Linked DNA regions of Mus musculus: regions 2 and 3 are each linked to region 1. The links are chromatin loops, found by intact Hi-C in ENCODE. Cell type or tissue: left cerebral cortex. All regions are shown on one strand.

What was found. Hi-C counts contacts between places; a loop is a spot of excess contacts. Peaks named below come from ENCODE experiments on the same cell type or tissue, not always from the same donor. Only the 100,000 strongest peaks of a DNase experiment are listed, where the experiment ranks them.
Region 2: a loop joins it to region 1, with 6 times the contacts of the local background. A loop is called at or near these places in 6 of 42 quality-filtered maps.
Region 3: a loop joins it to region 1, with 2.0 times the contacts of the local background. A loop is called at or near these places in 20 of 42 quality-filtered maps.

What each region holds. Positions count from the first base shown.
Region 1 is chr11:106,323,976-106,328,975 of GRCm38, forward strand. It overlaps Scn4a (sodium channel, voltage-gated, type IV, alpha), which reads right to left. Exons shown (of 24, transcript NM_133199.2): 15 at 4,045-4,180; 16 at 3,536-3,690; 17 at 2,731-2,904; 18 at 2,156-2,278; 19 at 472-750; 20 at 233-286; 21 at 1-38. Among named protein-coding and RNA genes, the nearest start is that of Cd79b, 12 kb to the left of the region's middle. In left cerebral cortex, a CTCF peak has its summit at 2,053 (motif pointing left); a DNase peak (open chromatin) is centred at 2,049.
Region 2 is chr11:106,253,846-106,258,845 of GRCm38, forward strand. It overlaps Ftsj3 (FtsJ RNA methyltransferase homolog 3 (E. coli)), which reads right to left and starts at 2,239. Exons shown (of 21, transcript NM_025310.3): 1 at 1,916-2,239; 2 at 1,740-1,832; 3 at 1,475-1,580; 4 at 941-987; 5 at 762-841; 6 at 1-16. The coding sequence starts at 1,806. It overlaps Psmc5 (protease (prosome, macropain) 26S subunit, ATPase 5), which reads left to right and starts at 2,340. Exons shown (of 11, transcript NM_008950.1): 1 at 2,340-2,369; 2 at 3,003-3,074. The coding sequence starts at 2,346. In left cerebral cortex, CTCF peaks have their summits at 2,419 and 3,089; DNase peaks (open chromatin) are centred at 1,552, 2,040, 2,261 and 3,104; H3K4me3 peaks cover 2,434 bases; H3K27ac peaks cover 1,544 bases.
Region 3 is chr11:106,378,998-106,383,997 of GRCm38, forward strand. Icam2 (intercellular adhesion molecule 2) reads right to left here and starts at 3,784. Exons shown (of 4, transcript NM_010494.2): 1 at 3,433-3,784; 2 at 1,670-1,942. The coding sequence starts at 3,487. In left cerebral cortex, a CTCF peak has its summit at 3,084 (motif pointing left); no DNase peak of the experiment used is centred here; H3K4me3 peaks cover 732 bases; H3K27ac peaks cover 695 bases.

The DNA of each region.
Region 1 (5,000 bases):
ATGTAGAGGTTCACCTCGTAGTCTGGCTGCTCCTCTTTCTGCAGGATGGGGTACACACATGGAGTTTCTCTTTGATCCCCATAGTACTGTGAGGAGGATGCCCCTCCTCCCCAGGCTGCTGGTCTTCCAAGGAGATAGTGTGGTGGGGTGAAGGTGTCAGGTGAGAGTGGGGAGGACAGAATGGACCGCTATTGCTGCTCCTCCAACTTACCAACTCAGTGACCCCACTCACCTCCCGGGAGTCCACAGCTGCATACATGATGTCCATCCAACCCTTGAAAGTGGCCTGAGAGATCACGGCAGGGCATGAGGGGGAGGGGCTCCACCACACACCACCATTCATGTTCTTCCCCCACTTCCCTGATCAAGCCTGCCCCCGAGACCACCTGCCACCCCACTGGGTTCTGATCCGATGAGGCACAACCAGGCACTTCTACCCATTTCTGAGTAGGCTCAGTGGGTGCCACTCACCACCTGAAGAAGAGAGAGGTAGCCGAGACCCACGTTGTCATAGTTGACCTTGACGTTCATCCAGCGGACCTGGCCGGTGTACATGAGGCTCTCACACTCGGACTTGTTGTTGACCACAGAGATGTCGAATCTCTCGGAGGTGGTTGTGTTGATGCAGTAGTAGAACTTTCCAGCAAACAAGTTGACCCCCATGATGCTGAAGATGAGCCAGAAGATGAGGCAGACAAGGAGCACGTTCATGATGGAAGGGATGGCTCCCAGAAGGGCGTTCACCACCACCTAGGGGCCAGGGTGGTGGTTGGGGTCATTGCTAGAGCCACTCCCTGGCATCTGACAGGGGGCTCCCAGCTAAGATCAGCTAGGGGACCATGCAGGAGCTAAGCACTGCCACTCAGAAAGGGGCAGTGTTAGCCAGCCTGGGTGTGAGAGGAGTCTGCTGGGGTCTCTGTGTGTAGGGTAAATGGTAGGATTAGAAGCTACCATGCTGGTCTTCTAGAAAGGCTCTCTGCTTGGCTGGAGTCATTAAGGCAGAGTAAAGGGGCCAGGCTTCTCTGGAAGCAGCCCAGGTCATGGATCACAAAGCACAAGACAAACATTGCTTTCTCAGCCCCCATAGGAAACTCAGCCCACGTGACCCGGCTGTGACCCGGCTTGGCTCACTGCTTCTGTGAGAGACACAGAAATGGCCTAAAAAAGAAACCACCTAGATCTGTGAAGCAACAGGATTCAGGATCAGGTTCCTGACCCTCACCAGCCCCAGCCATACAGGCCTACCATGCTGCGTTAGTCTTGGCTGGATCTGAGAACCGCCACGATCCTTCTTTAGGCCTTTTGAGACCGGGTCTCGTATATCCTACGCTGGACTTGAACTTGCCATATAGCTGAGGGAGACCTCAAGTTTTTGCCACCGCCTCCTGAGCGCTGGGGTCAGAGGGTGTGTGCCACCACACCTCATGTATGAATCTCAGGGGGTTGTCCTGAGCTTACTGCATGCCAGATAAGCACTCGACCATCAGAGCTTACCCTAGCCTGAGTAGTTTCCTTTTAAGTAAGGGCTATGTCATGACCTCTGGACAGAGTTGGTGGCAGGAGCAGGGGTGGGGGCGAGGGGGTGCTGTGTTTCTTCAAATCACTCAGTTGGCTCTGAGCAGATTATTAGTGGGCAGAGGTCTCAGCACCAGGACTGGGGGCCTAGCCTTAGGCCAGCATCTTACATAAACTAGGAAGGGCAGGGTGCTTAGTCTGAGCCTGCTGCTGCCCTGGAATGAGTCTCATCTCCTGTCAGTGGGGGAAGTCCCACTGGTCGTGCCCTGTGTTTACCTGTTATTTCCTCTCTCACAGGCCTTTGGGGATCTTTTCTAAAGTGCCCCCGAACCCAAGGACATGATTCCATGCTCAAGAGGGACAGGCTCAGAACTGAAGCAGACAGAAATACTTGTTCACGTGCTCATGTTACAGGGCCCTATGGGGGGCCCCCAATCTGAGTTGGGAGCCCCCATGAACCAGCAGGTAGATCTTTCTTCCTGGTCTTGCCTCAAGCCTTCCAGGCCACTGCAGCAGCCTCTGCTGCCCTCCAGTGGTAGCAGAGTTAAGTTTAGAATCTACTAGAACCTGGGGTGGGAATGGGGTTACCTGGAGATAGGTCACAGCCCTAAACCTCAGTGTTCCTCTATCCACTACTCACCCTCATGCCTTCAAATCGGGACAGTGCCCTCAGAGGTCGCAGGGCCCGGAGCGTGCGCAGGGATTTGATGGGCCCCAGCTCAGAGTAGCCCAGCCAGTTAGCCACCAGACTGATGATGGAGACCTGGAAGAAGTGCATGCTCAGGAGGTGGAGGGTCCCTGGCTTTCTTCTAGCCTGGGACACATGAGAGAGATACCCCAGTTTCTGTGTGTCTCCTGTAGACCCCATCCCTGATGGATAATCCTGTCTTCTGGGAAGAGTAGGCTTGTGGCCTCTAGCACCTGTAGGACCAGGGTTCACCTCAATGATGTCACCTACAACCATAATTGGGAAGGACAGTACCCATCTCCTCAGGTTCCGTGTATCTATCAAAGAGCATATAAGAATTACACTGGCAGGGAGCATAAGGCTCCAGGTCTGGGCTGTCATGTCTGGGAAGGAAGAGGCTGGTCTATAGGGAGCAGTGCTAACCTGGGAGGTCTGACTGTGTAGATTCAGATAGGTCCTACCTCCCAGAGCCTGGGTTATCTAAAGGCCATGACATCCGGCTGTGTGGCCAGATCCAGGAGACTCACATCCACAATGAGGAAGTCGAGCCAGCACCAGGCGTTGGTGAAGTACACCTTGAAGCCGTAGGCCACCCACTTTAGCAGCATCTCCAGGATGAAGATGTAGGTGAAGACCTTGTCAGCATATTCCAGGATGGTTTGGATGACTCGCCGCTGTTCAATGTAGATGTCCTCGAAGGCCTGGGGACACCAGTATAACCCACAATGACCAGGGGCTCAGCAGCTGGGGCAGCAAGCTCTGTTCCCCATCCTGCCTGCTGTTGCTGGTTTCACGGGACATAGGCTGTAGCACCTCTGGGAATCTTCCATTCCCAGCCCTATCATCAGGAGGGGGAGGGGCAAGATGCCTGGTAGGGAAGGAGGCTTAGCTCTCAACTCTCTGCTGGGGGTCCACAATAACGTTATCTTCAGTTCTGACCGCCCTTAACTCCAAATTCCCAGGGCCCACCTACCTTCCTATTGGCTGAGGGGACAGGGTTTTCAAAACAAAGGGACCAATCTTTTACTTTAAGAAACTGACGTTGAGTGGGGAAATGCCTTATCTGTCGTGCAAGCATGAGAGCTGAAGTTTGGATCCCCAGAACCTGTATGGAAGCCGGGTGGCAGCAGCAGCCTGCCTGAAACCCCAGGCTTACAGGAGACAGAGACAGGGAATCCCTTAAACAGCCCAAACATCGAGCTCTGAGTTCAGTGAGAAACCCTGCCTTAATGCAAAAGATGGAGAACAATTGAGAAAGACATGATATGGAAGCCTTAGGAAGCAAGGCACCCATTCCTGCTCCCGCCCTGTCCCCTGGGGGAGGGTGCCTACCAGGGCCCCGCTGCTGAGCAAGATCATGAAGACGATGAAGGTCTCAAACCAGTTGTGCTCAACAATCTTGAAGCAGGCCCTGCGGAGTGTCCACCACATTTTCCCGCGGCCCTGGGAGATGTCCACATAGAGGCAGGGGCAGCGCTTCACACAGGCTGGGAGGCAGGACGGGAACATGTCACTGGCCTTCGGATGTTTCAGAATGCACCTCCCCACCCTCTGCCATGCTACCCCAAGACTGGGGCCCCACCTCCTCCCCACAACTGGCTCCATCTGGTTCACACAGCAGGGACTCAGGGACTCTCTACAGCCCAAAACTAAAATGCTTCACAAGGAGGCTCAGGACGCCAGCTCTTCCCATGATCCCCCATCTCAACAAGCCTAGGCTCTTTGGTAAAATGCCTCTGGGGCTCAAGTGTCGGCTCCCCAGGTAAGGCAAGGTGAGCAGAACCATTTCTGTGGTTCTCCTCTGGCCTGGGTGTGGGTGTGGTCTGTAGGGGTGGCCTCACCCTCTGTGAAACACTCCTCAGGTAGCTCCCCCTCAGGGTTCTCCTCAGCCTGCTCCTCAGGGTCCTCTTCGGGGGGCTTGTAGTCAGCTGTGCTGCAGACGGAGGAGTTCCCGTCGTACAGAGGCTGTAGTGGCTTCTGTGGGGACCACAGGGCATGTGACTCCTAGGTCCCAAGAGATCCCTTCATTCTCCCAATAGGTGGGAGTAAGGGAGACCAGAGAGAAAGAAGAGAATAGAGCAGGAGCCACTCATCCATTAGTTCATTCATTCATTCATTCATTCATTCACTCAGCCCTTATAAAACTACCACTGTGCCCTGGCAAAGGCACCCTAGTGACAAAAATGTCCTCAGTTCTGCCCTCGTGGTACGTGGCATCTAGGAAAGCACAGGGGTGACGTGAGGAAGCCTGGGGAGGAGAGTGGGGAGGACGGGAGATGGGCTGAAGGATGGCTGGGGGGGGGGCTGGTTGGCTCAGCCCTGTGGGGTCCTAGGAGGTGTAGGGATATATGAAGGAGTCAGTAGAAGAAAAGAGGCCTGAAGGTGCTTTTGCAGGAGCAAGGTTAAGAAGCGGAGCCAAGACAGATCTGGGCTGCCACAGCTGCAGAGAGCAGGCACATGGTGCCCCCAGAGTCCAAGCCTTGCCACCCCCAGGGTCTATTTGGCTGAGAGACCCAGAAAGGATGGAAAGTTTTCCCCAGCCAAGGCTCCGGTGTGGCGCCAAGGGAATCTGATCACGGTGGGGGCAGGGTGTGGTGGCAGGGTGTGGGGGCAGGGTGTGGGGGCAGGGTGTGGGGGCTGGTACTCTGGCTTAGCTAAGTTTCCTCCCACCTCCTAGCACTGTCCCAGGCCAGATTCTCAGGCTGGCCTCCATGCTTCAGGGAGATCCTTCACGGTGAAATCTCTGAAGAGAAAGATGAATTGGGCAGTCCCTCCCACCTGTGTGCATGTGTGCCTG
Region 2 (5,000 bases), 70 kb before region 1:
GCTCCTTCCTCAGGGCCTAATGAAAGTAAAGGGGTTCTAGCAATGGAAACACAGTAACTGCTAAGAACAGAACTCTGGTTCAGTCATCTGTCTAGTCATGCACTGAGCGCCCACCAGTGCCAACATCCTGCACCAGGTACTAGGGATGCAACAGCAACAAAAAATATACATCTTCCCCAAGCTTAGAATTAGTTCCCTGGAAAGAATTTTTCTGAAGATAGATCTCTCATCCTTCCACCAATTCACAGTACTATCCCTGCCAGGCACGGTGGCACTCGACTGCAATCCCAGAGGCAGAGGGAGAGAGACTGCAAGATCAAGGCCAAACTAGGCTATGTACTCAGCTCCACATCAGTGTGGGCTACACAGTTAGAAGCTATCCTAAAGTACACAGCAAGACTCTATCTCAGGGAAAAACAAAAACACTTGATTGTAAATAAAGATGGAAATGTACACAAGGATTGTCAGTCTTTTTGGCCACGTGCTTGAAACCATGGTAAATTGGGAAGTGTTTCATTCACTCTTCAGAGGCAATGACAGCCAGGCACTAGTGGCACACCCCTTTAATCCCAGCACTTGGGAGGCAGAGGCAGGCAGATTTCTGAGTTCAAGGCCAGCCTGGTCTACAGAGTGAGTTCCAGGACAGCCAGGGCTACACAGAGAAACCCTGTCTCGAAAGACCACACACACTAAATAAATAAATAAGTAGGCAATGACACCAGCACATAAAGAGGAAAGAAAAGAAGGAGAGGTCTTATTACCTGCCTACAGCGTTCTGTTGTGATATCCTCCTGGAGAGTCACCACATTGGGGAGAGGCTTGATTGGAACGAGGTCCACTCCTAAAAGATGTTAACTCAGTATTACAGGGTGGAGGAAGATGTAGGACAAAATTAGTACCTAACCCACCCCTCCCCCTCAAATACCCAAGAGTCACCCACCTACAATAAGACTGGATACAGGCATAAACTTGGCAGCCACCTGCAGCCTGTGAAAGAGACAGATTTAAATACCTTTCATCCTCCCTTGGCAAGGTGACTTCTCATCCCCTTAAGAGGCACCTGTTAAGTGTAGTGGCCAAATGTCTATGCATACATTCAAGAAGCAACCTGCTGGGCATGGCAACACAGGGCTGCATTACCAGCCACTAAGGAGGGCAAGAGATTAAGACCAAAAGTTCAAGGCCATCCTTGGCAATTTTTCAGCGTCCCTGTCTCAAAATAAAGCAATTGGAGATATAACTCGGTGGTGGAGGGGCTGCCTAGCATGAGTTAAGTCCTTAGCATGAGTTAAGTCCTTAGGTTCAGTACCACAAGAGGGGGAAAATGACGCTCCCTTCCAAAATTTGAGAGAGACACATACTATGGAATATTTAATCTGAATTGTGTAATCGGATTCCCATCCTCCCCGAAAAGCAACTCAAAGCCAACCAGTGCCAGGAACGTGTCATCATAGCAGCCCCTGCCAAACGTTACCATCCGCCAGGCGCAGCACACAGGTCCAACAAGGCCCGGGCTTTCTGCAGGAACTGAAAGCGGCGATTGAGCTGGATCAGTTTGAAGGCAGAGCGCGAACGATAACCTGGATCGTGGAGAGTGGGTGTATAAGGCAATACCGTCTACGGAGGCCTTTCCCAGGAGGAAAGCCTCACAATCCCATAACCCCCTCGAAGGAAAAGGAACTCGGGACTAGAAGAAGCGAAAAGACGGGGATGTTGTTCCTCAGCGCGAACCCACTCACCAGTCTCCTTGGCCAAGTGATAGAACTTGTCCCGCCGGCTCTTGCCTACTTTGCCTTTCTTGCCCATGGCGGGATGGGGGAGTATCACTCACTCTGGGGAGAAAGAAAAAGGTGAGATCGTCTTTCCGAGCACTGGATCTCGCTTCGGTTCCTCAGGCGGTGGAGCAATCACTTACCCAGACGTTAGATAGCCCTTAACTCCGCAGGTTTTCAACTCTTAGGAAGCAGCACATGTAGGCAGTAATCGTACTTCCGCTTCTGCGCGCGTTTCCTACATTCCTGGCGTCATGATTTCCGCCATTTTGAGTGTGGCCAAAATTTTTTTGTCAGCAGGCCTTACAAGTTAAAAGTAGAGGCTAGGAAGTAGAGTGCAATAACTCGTATCCTAAACGCTAGGAAGCATCAACCAGAAGTTCTATATCTCTTCACAAAACTAGTGACCTCCAGTAGAGCCTCTACTAATACAGCCACTGTGTTTGTATCGCCACACACCCCGCCCATTGACCCGGAACTGTTCTCGGTGGTGACCCAGGGCGCATGCTTTCGCCTCCGCGCCTGCGCGATAGAGTGACTTGGATGCCGGCGATCCCTGCCGAGAGAGGGAAGATGGCGCTTGATGGGCCAGAGCAGGTAAGGATTCTGCCGCGGCGGCTGGGCGGCATCCAAGCTGAGTGTGGAGTGCACAAAATCTGAAGTGAGGGGTGGCCACGAGCGAGAGGGTCCAGTGGATCAGGGGTGGGTGGATCACGTCAGACCGGACTCTGCCTGGGACTGGATCTGCTGTGTCAGCGCCGCCCTGAGGAAAGCAGGACAGGGGTGGGTGGAAACTGAATGAAGCTGGCAAGCCGGAATGGCCTGGGCTTCGACCTGGACTTGGTCCCTCTGTTCTGCCTTTGTCTGTAGTAGTTAAACCCTGGGGATGTGTAGCTCTAGCCACAGGGCAGTGCGCTCGGTGGGTATATGGCCCCTTGAGACTCCTAAAAGTCCTCGAAGGTAGGCGGTAATTGCATCCTTGTAGTGGATTCAGAAATGAAGGCTTAGAACCAAGAACTAAGCCTCCGAAGTTCAAACACACAGACCTCGCCCATCGAGATACCAGTTTCTGAGGAAAAGGGAATGGTATTTTCCTGACCTTGTTTCTTAAGCTATATGGTAGAGTGCCTCGAAAATACTTTGGCTTTACCCTTTAGTACTTTATGCCTTTTCTTTTTCTTTTCTTTTCTTTTCTTCTTTTTTTTTTTTAACACTTACACTTGTCTTCAGATGGAACTGGAAGAGGGGAAGGCAGGCAGTGGACTCCGTCAATATTATCTGTCCAAGATTGAAGAACTCCAGGTGAGTACAGACAGCAAAGGGAGCTAGTGGAGGACGGGAGCTGGTAGGTGCAGATTTCTCTGTGTCCTTTTTCCACTGGGAGTGCAGCAAAGAGTTCTTTTCCAATGTTGTTCGTTTGCAGCTCTTTGCTTGTCTGTTTCTTATGTGTATATGTATATATGCCTGCGTAAGCTTATGTGTATCACATATATACAGATGTCTGTGCAAGTCAGAAGAGGGCAGTGGATCCCCTGAAACTTGAGTTACGTACAAATAGTTATGAGCTACTACAGGTGCTGAGAACTAAACCCAGGCCCTCTGCAAAAGCAGTAAGAAACCCTCTTGACTGCTGAGCCATCTCTCCAGCTCCTTTGTAGTCAGGAGGTACCAAGCTGTGTAAGGTAGATTGATAATCTCTTTGATGGGAATAGTGTTTAGTTAGGATTTTTTGTTTGTGTGCTTGCTTGCTTGCTTTTCCAGGTTTTTCGTTTTATGTGTTTGGGTGTTTTGCTTGCATCCAATGTCTGTGCCCTACATTTGCCTGTGAAGGCCAGAAGACAGTGTAGGATGCCCTAGAAGTGGAGTTATAGAAAGTTGTGAGCGGCCATGTGGGTGCTGGGAATCGAACCCAGGTTCTCTAGAGGAGCGGCTGGCTCATTTATCCACCTCTCCGGGCCCAAGAGTCAAATATTACACCTGTAAGGTTGCCACTCCAGAGCCGAGGCAGGAGCAGTGTTTTGAGTTTGAAGCCAGTCTGGATTACGTACAGCCCTGTCTGGAAAACAAAACCACCTACAGAGGAACCACTGGCCAAAGGTGGGAGTGGGAGCGAGAATGGGTTTGGGAGGGAAGCCGCAGAGAGAATGCCTGAACCTCAGGCACATTTGCAGTTCTTCCGTTTAGTTTACTTTTTCTTCTTTAGACAAATGTCTCACCATGTACCCGCAACTGACCCACAACTCCCCATGTAGACCAGGCTGGACTCAGTCTCAGAATTCGCCTGCCTCCCAGGTGCTGGGATAAAAGCATGAGCCTCCACACCCAGTATGGTTTTTATCCCTTTTTAATGCTTCTCTATGTGATTTCATCCCTCCTGGGTCTGAAATGAAGCAGGAGAGTGGATGCTGTTGTCTGTCTTCTGTTGTCTTGCCTTTGTCTTATTTTTGTTTATTTAATGGATTTGTTAAAATAGAATCTCATTGTATAGCCCAGACTGGTCTGACACTCTCCAGCTCCCAGCCTCAGCCTCATTAGGGTTGGAATTACGAGCCTGTGTCATCATGCCTACCTATTAGACTAACTGTTTTTCCTAATTTTTGGGTTTTTTTTTTTTTGTTTTGTTTTTTCCTAATTTTATATTTTGAAATCCTTATCACCACCACCACCCTAAATACTTAAATACAACCTGTTCAGTCTATATAATGTTACCTGTATGTATATGCTCACTTGGTATTGGATAACCAAATGGGGGTTCCTCCTTGGAGAAGTCTGTTGTCCTCTTAGCATTCCTCAGGAGCCCTTAATTCTTTGTCTAGGGTTGAGGCGCCATGAATGAACCTCTCCCCTCCGGGTTAGCAAGCAAGCCCGTTGGTGTCATCAATGCTCAGGACTTAATTTAAGCAGCCATATTGATGAGATTTCATGAGTGTGGCCTCTGACATTTCTAAGAGACAGTCTCCCAGCAGACTTTTGTCTCTCTGGCTCCTGGAATCTTGGAGCTCCGAGCCTTAGGTGTAGGGGTTGCGTTGTACGTGCGTCAGTTGGGACCCGGCACTGCTGAGTCTCGGTCTCTACATTTTGATCAGTTGTGGTTGTCTGTAATTGTCTCCGTTTGCTGCCAAGAGAAGTTTCTTGAGAAGGGATTAGAACTACATTTGTCTATAGTAAATGCACTGCAGTTAGGAATGATGCAGGTAAAGTGGTGATTGTAGGTTCTCCAAGATCCAT
Region 3 (5,000 bases), 55 kb after region 1:
GGAACTGTGTCCCTGCATGTCCTGCCGGGCTAAGGCCCACTCCTCGTATCCCAAATCCCTAGCTAAACTTGAGAAAGAGGAAGTGAGCGTGGCCTGCTCAGTGGAAGAGGGAGGAAGAGGAGGTGTATGGTAGAGGGTGTGCAGGGTGCTAGCTCTGCTCTGCAGACATGGTTTGGAAAATAGAAAAGGGGTCTACAAAGAGAAGATGCGGAAATGGTACAGCCAGGCTGACTGGTGAGATGGCTCAGTGGTTAAGAGCACTGACTGCTCTTCCAGAGGTCCTGAGTTCAATTCCCAGCAACCACATGATGGCTCACAACCATCTGTAATGGGACCTGCTTCCCCCTTCTGAATGTACACAATATAAAATAAGTAAGTCTTTTGAAAGAAAGAAAGAAAGAAAGAAAGAAAGAAAGAAAGAAAGAAAGAAAGAAAGAAAGAAAGAAAGAAAGAAAGAAAGAAAGACAGGGAGGAAGGGAGGAAGGGAGGAAGGGAGGAAGGGAGGAAGGGAGGAAGGGAGGAAGGGAGGAAGGGAGGAAGGGAGGAAGGAAGGGTACAACCAACTAGAAGGATTTAAAAAACTATCTGGGGCCAGGGAGTGGTAGCACACACCTTTAGTCCCAGCACTTGGGAGGCAGAGGCAGGCAGATTTCTGAGTTCAAGGCCAGCCTGATCTACAAAGTAAATTCCAGAACAGCCAGGGCTATACAGAGAAACTCTGTCTCAAAAAACCAAAAGCAAAACCCAAACCAAAATAAAACAAAAACAAAAACAAACAAACAAGCAAACAAGCAAATAGGAAAGTCGGGGCCTGTTTCCATCCTCTCTAGATACTAAACACAAACTTCAAATTAAACAGCTGGGTTTCTGTGCTGTGAACATCTGGAAGGAAGCACGTGGGTTGCTGACTGAGCTTCCTCACGATGCTGGGACAGGAGTCAGGTTTGCCTCGTTTCTCCAGTTAGATTGACCAATATAATTCCAGATCGACTGAATGAGTGCTACGGTGGTACCCCAGTTCCCTTCTAAATTAGAGCACGTCTCCTCCACTCACTCCTACACACCTAGGACCTAGGACATCTATTCTTTGACCCATTGATGTCACTAAGACACTGAGAGAATCCTGGCCTACCCTGGCAGGTGTGTACGCAAGGTTCACACACTTGCCACAGGTCCTTGGAGAGAACAACGAGAATACTGCTGCACAGCACCTCCACTTTCCTCATGAAATGAGGGAGCTACTAGAGAAGGCTAGCTCCCCTGACTGACTCGCTGCTGCTCGTGAGGGAGTGAGTGCCCTGGTGGCTGAACTAGGGTAGGAAGTGACATCAGGGTCTGTGCAAACCTTGGCTGGACTGACCTTCTTGGAGCAAGGGTCACAACCTGCACAGTTTGCTTCTGAGGTACAGGAGGACTCATGGAGTCCAACCAGGGCTGTAAGCAGGTCCTGAGCCCGCAGGTCTGTCCTGCTTGTAGCTCAGGAGCCAAAGGAGATGAATCCCATGATGAGAAGACCCAGGAGAAGTCACTGAGCAGTTAGTGTGTAGTAGTAGTAGTGGTGGTGGTGGTGGTGGTAGTGGTGGTGGTAGTAGCGGTAGTTGCAGCAGTAGCAGTAGTAGTAGACATGGGCACTGTACTGGGGAGTAGAGCCCCCAGCATAGACACTCACGGTACACCCTGATGTTGAGACTCTCCGAGTGCTGCTTTCCCGAACACGTGAAATGGCAAAAGAAGACCGTGTCTTTGGAGACGTTTGAGACTAAGAACTGTTTCCACTTCCCTTGAGGATGCTCTTCCAACATTATTTTATTCGTGGGCGTCTCCAGGCCGCCCATGTCTGGGGCTGCGCAGTTGGTGCTGCAGTTGATTTTCCAAGACTCTGTGGCTTCTACTATCTGCTTCTCGGACCATATGTAGACCTCAAAGGCCTTCTCACCAGACCCTGTAAAACCAAAAGCACTTGGCAGCAGACGTCTCTGATGCCTGTCCTTGGGGCTCTCTATTACCAGTGGCCCAAGGAGACAGGTCACCTTTGGTTGGCCCCTTTCCTCCAGTCCCTTTATCAGTCAGCCCTAGGTCAGTCTTCCTCAAGCCTACTTTCGGCTTCCTTAAGCTCCCGTACAATGTTCCCTCTGTCATGAAGACACCTCTGAGAATGGAGGTAAACTCTGAGCTCACATCACCATCGAAAACTGACAGGATGCCCTCTGGGTGGCGGCAAAGCTCCAGGGAAAGAGAGTAGAGGTAGTGGAGGGACTCCATTTTTAATAACGTAGCTAATAAGAGATGTTGAAGCAAAGACAGAGGGAGGTAGAGAACCTTTCATGCGCTGTGGGAGCACCTTGCAGATAAACGGAGCCGCTGGCTCGCAGACCTGCCATCGGGAGCATGCGTTCATGAAGCAATGGAGAACGGAGATGACCAAACCTTAGCAAGGAAGAGGAATGGTGGAAATAAGACCAGAAAAGCAACAGGCCACCATCAAAAGGACCTGTTGCATAAAGCTCATAATTTATGTTGATGCTCTGTAGACATCGTTGGAGCCAGGACATTTAGGCTGGGCCTGAGTTTCCCATGTTTCTCTTTATGGTGACTACACAGCTCTATGCAGGACAGACATTTGGGATGTACCTGGTGTAAGACAATGGGGCCCTCGGTATTCACCTCCACTCTGTGAGGACCACGATGGTCCTGGATCCTGGCTAGCAGGGTCCCTACACATGGCTTGTCTTTCTCCCTCCCCACTCAGCCATCAGCTAGTGACATTCAATTCAGCGGCAAAGGAGGGGCTTTCCATGTAGATAGTGCTGGACTTGAACTTTCAACGTTGGTTATATATATTCTTTCTGTGAGCCTCAGTTTCTTCACTTGTTAAAAGGGATCATGTGCCCTCCCCTGGGTCCTGAGTGCAATTAGGCTTGGAAGCGTTTGGCAGGTTGTCTAAGACATAGGACACTCAGCACGTAGAGGCTGTGTCCTTCCAGGTCTCCTTGACCCACTGAAACAGCTTTCATTTTCATTTTGTTCTGCCAGTGAGCACAGTATCATCGGCTGCCCTCTGCTGTCCACTAGGCCCCTTTGGCATGCTGCCTCATCTCCGCTTAGCCCCTGGCATTCCTTCTGGAGTCTCCCATTTACCCACTGTCCACCACCCCCAACGTCGGTAGCCTGTCACATCAACATTCATTGATGAATGTTTCATCGACATTCCCAGATCTCTGAGTTTGTTCCCTCTAGTATCCAAAAGGCCTTGATCCTAGTCCTTAGCCTGGGGCCATGAGAAACCAAAGCCAGGCTGACACAGTCTTCTTTACCTATGGTGGAGAGGCCTCTGTGGCCAGGATGTCCCCTTCCCCCACCCCGATGCCTGAGGAGTATTAGTACTTCCCACCCTAAGATGCCATGTGCTGAAACCCCTGGGAGCTGGCTTACCTGGGCTGTAGAACAGGATAAGAAGAGACAGGCTCCAGCAAGCAAAAGAAGACATCTCAGGTGGGGTCTGTGGGGTCTGTGGAGTCTATGGGCTTCAGGGGCACAGCTGACGGCTGCCTGGAGGGTTAGGGAGAGATGTCTGCTACAGGTCGGGGAGTGAAGCCTGGCGCTCCCAACTGAAATCCACAATCTCCTCTGTGCCAGTGAGCTCATTTCCTCTAATTATCTGAGATCAGGAAACAATATGCACAGACCAGCTCCCAAGCCTTTAGGGCCTCAAGAATTCATGCAGAGGAAGCCAGGAAGCAGCAGATAAGCAGGGGTGTAACAGGGTTCTCTCACGTTGCATGCTCCCTGTGCGGGGATAGGAAAGCAATGGGAAATCACATGCAGGAAGTGTGTGTGCATGCATGAATGTGTGCAAGCTTGCATGCACTTACGTGTTTTGTGTGTGGGTGGGGGGAGTGTACATGGAATTTCTTTAACTGTACATTGGGCAGAGTGAGGTCTCCAAGATTCAGATCAGGGGAACTCTGAATTCTACCAGGCCTCGGTTGGCGTCATCTCTGGAAAGATGATATCCAAAGTTAGAACGCAGTCACATAGTAATCTCTTGCTAATGCCCTGCGTATATCTGCATGTCTCAATGTCTCATTTAGTTTCCAGCAGAAGCCTAGCCCTAATTCAGCCAACACAGGGCTCAGAGATTGCAAAAGGGCAGCCCACAGTCGTCTCCTGGGGCCCAGGAGGTCAGGAAACAGTGCCTACAACCTATTCCCAAACCCTAGACTCTTTCCTGGCCTTGTCAGTTAGTGCTTTCCTGTGCATCTCCTTACTTCAGGCAGGACCTTGGTCTTCCTAGCCTTCCTTCCGGGCACACTTCACCACAGGCAGAGAACTTTGGATACACGGCCTTCCCAGGAGGCACTGTGTTCACCATATTTAGTCAACCTTACTGTCTTAGTTCTGTCTTAGAACCTGGGGGATAGGCAGGGCAAAAGCAGGCCTCCTTGCTTTCTCGGTAGAATCCCAGAAAGGGCCTATCCAAAGGAAGCCCCAGGGTTTTGAGGGCTCATTATTGGAGCTCAGGAAGCCACCTGCAGGACCAGCTCCCAGTCCATTGTGTCCTCCAGATTTCAAGTAGAGGAAGCCTCAATGGCTCAGCCAGTGACCCTGTGACATCCTGTCCTTCCCACAGTGCTGAGTAGTGGCTGTTGTATATAGCTATCTAGTGCAGATGTTATCAGCCTGGATCAAGGGAAGTCCCCACATGAGGCTGTTGGGCTTTGAGATTCCACCAGAAAGCGAAGACCAGGTAAGGAGAGAAAAGAGGGAGAAGGGAGAAGTGGGGTGGGGTAGAGTGGGGGGAGGGTGGGGGAAGGGTGGGGGGAGGGTGGGAGTATCTGATCACACATTAGGCTGATAGAGTCCTGAGAACAGGGGACTGGAGGGCTTCAAGGGTTTTGGGTGATAAGGTGGGGGTTGGCCTTCTCTGGGTAATAATAATAATAATAATAAATAATAATGTGATAATAATACAGCAACACAAATGGGCAGACAAACAGACA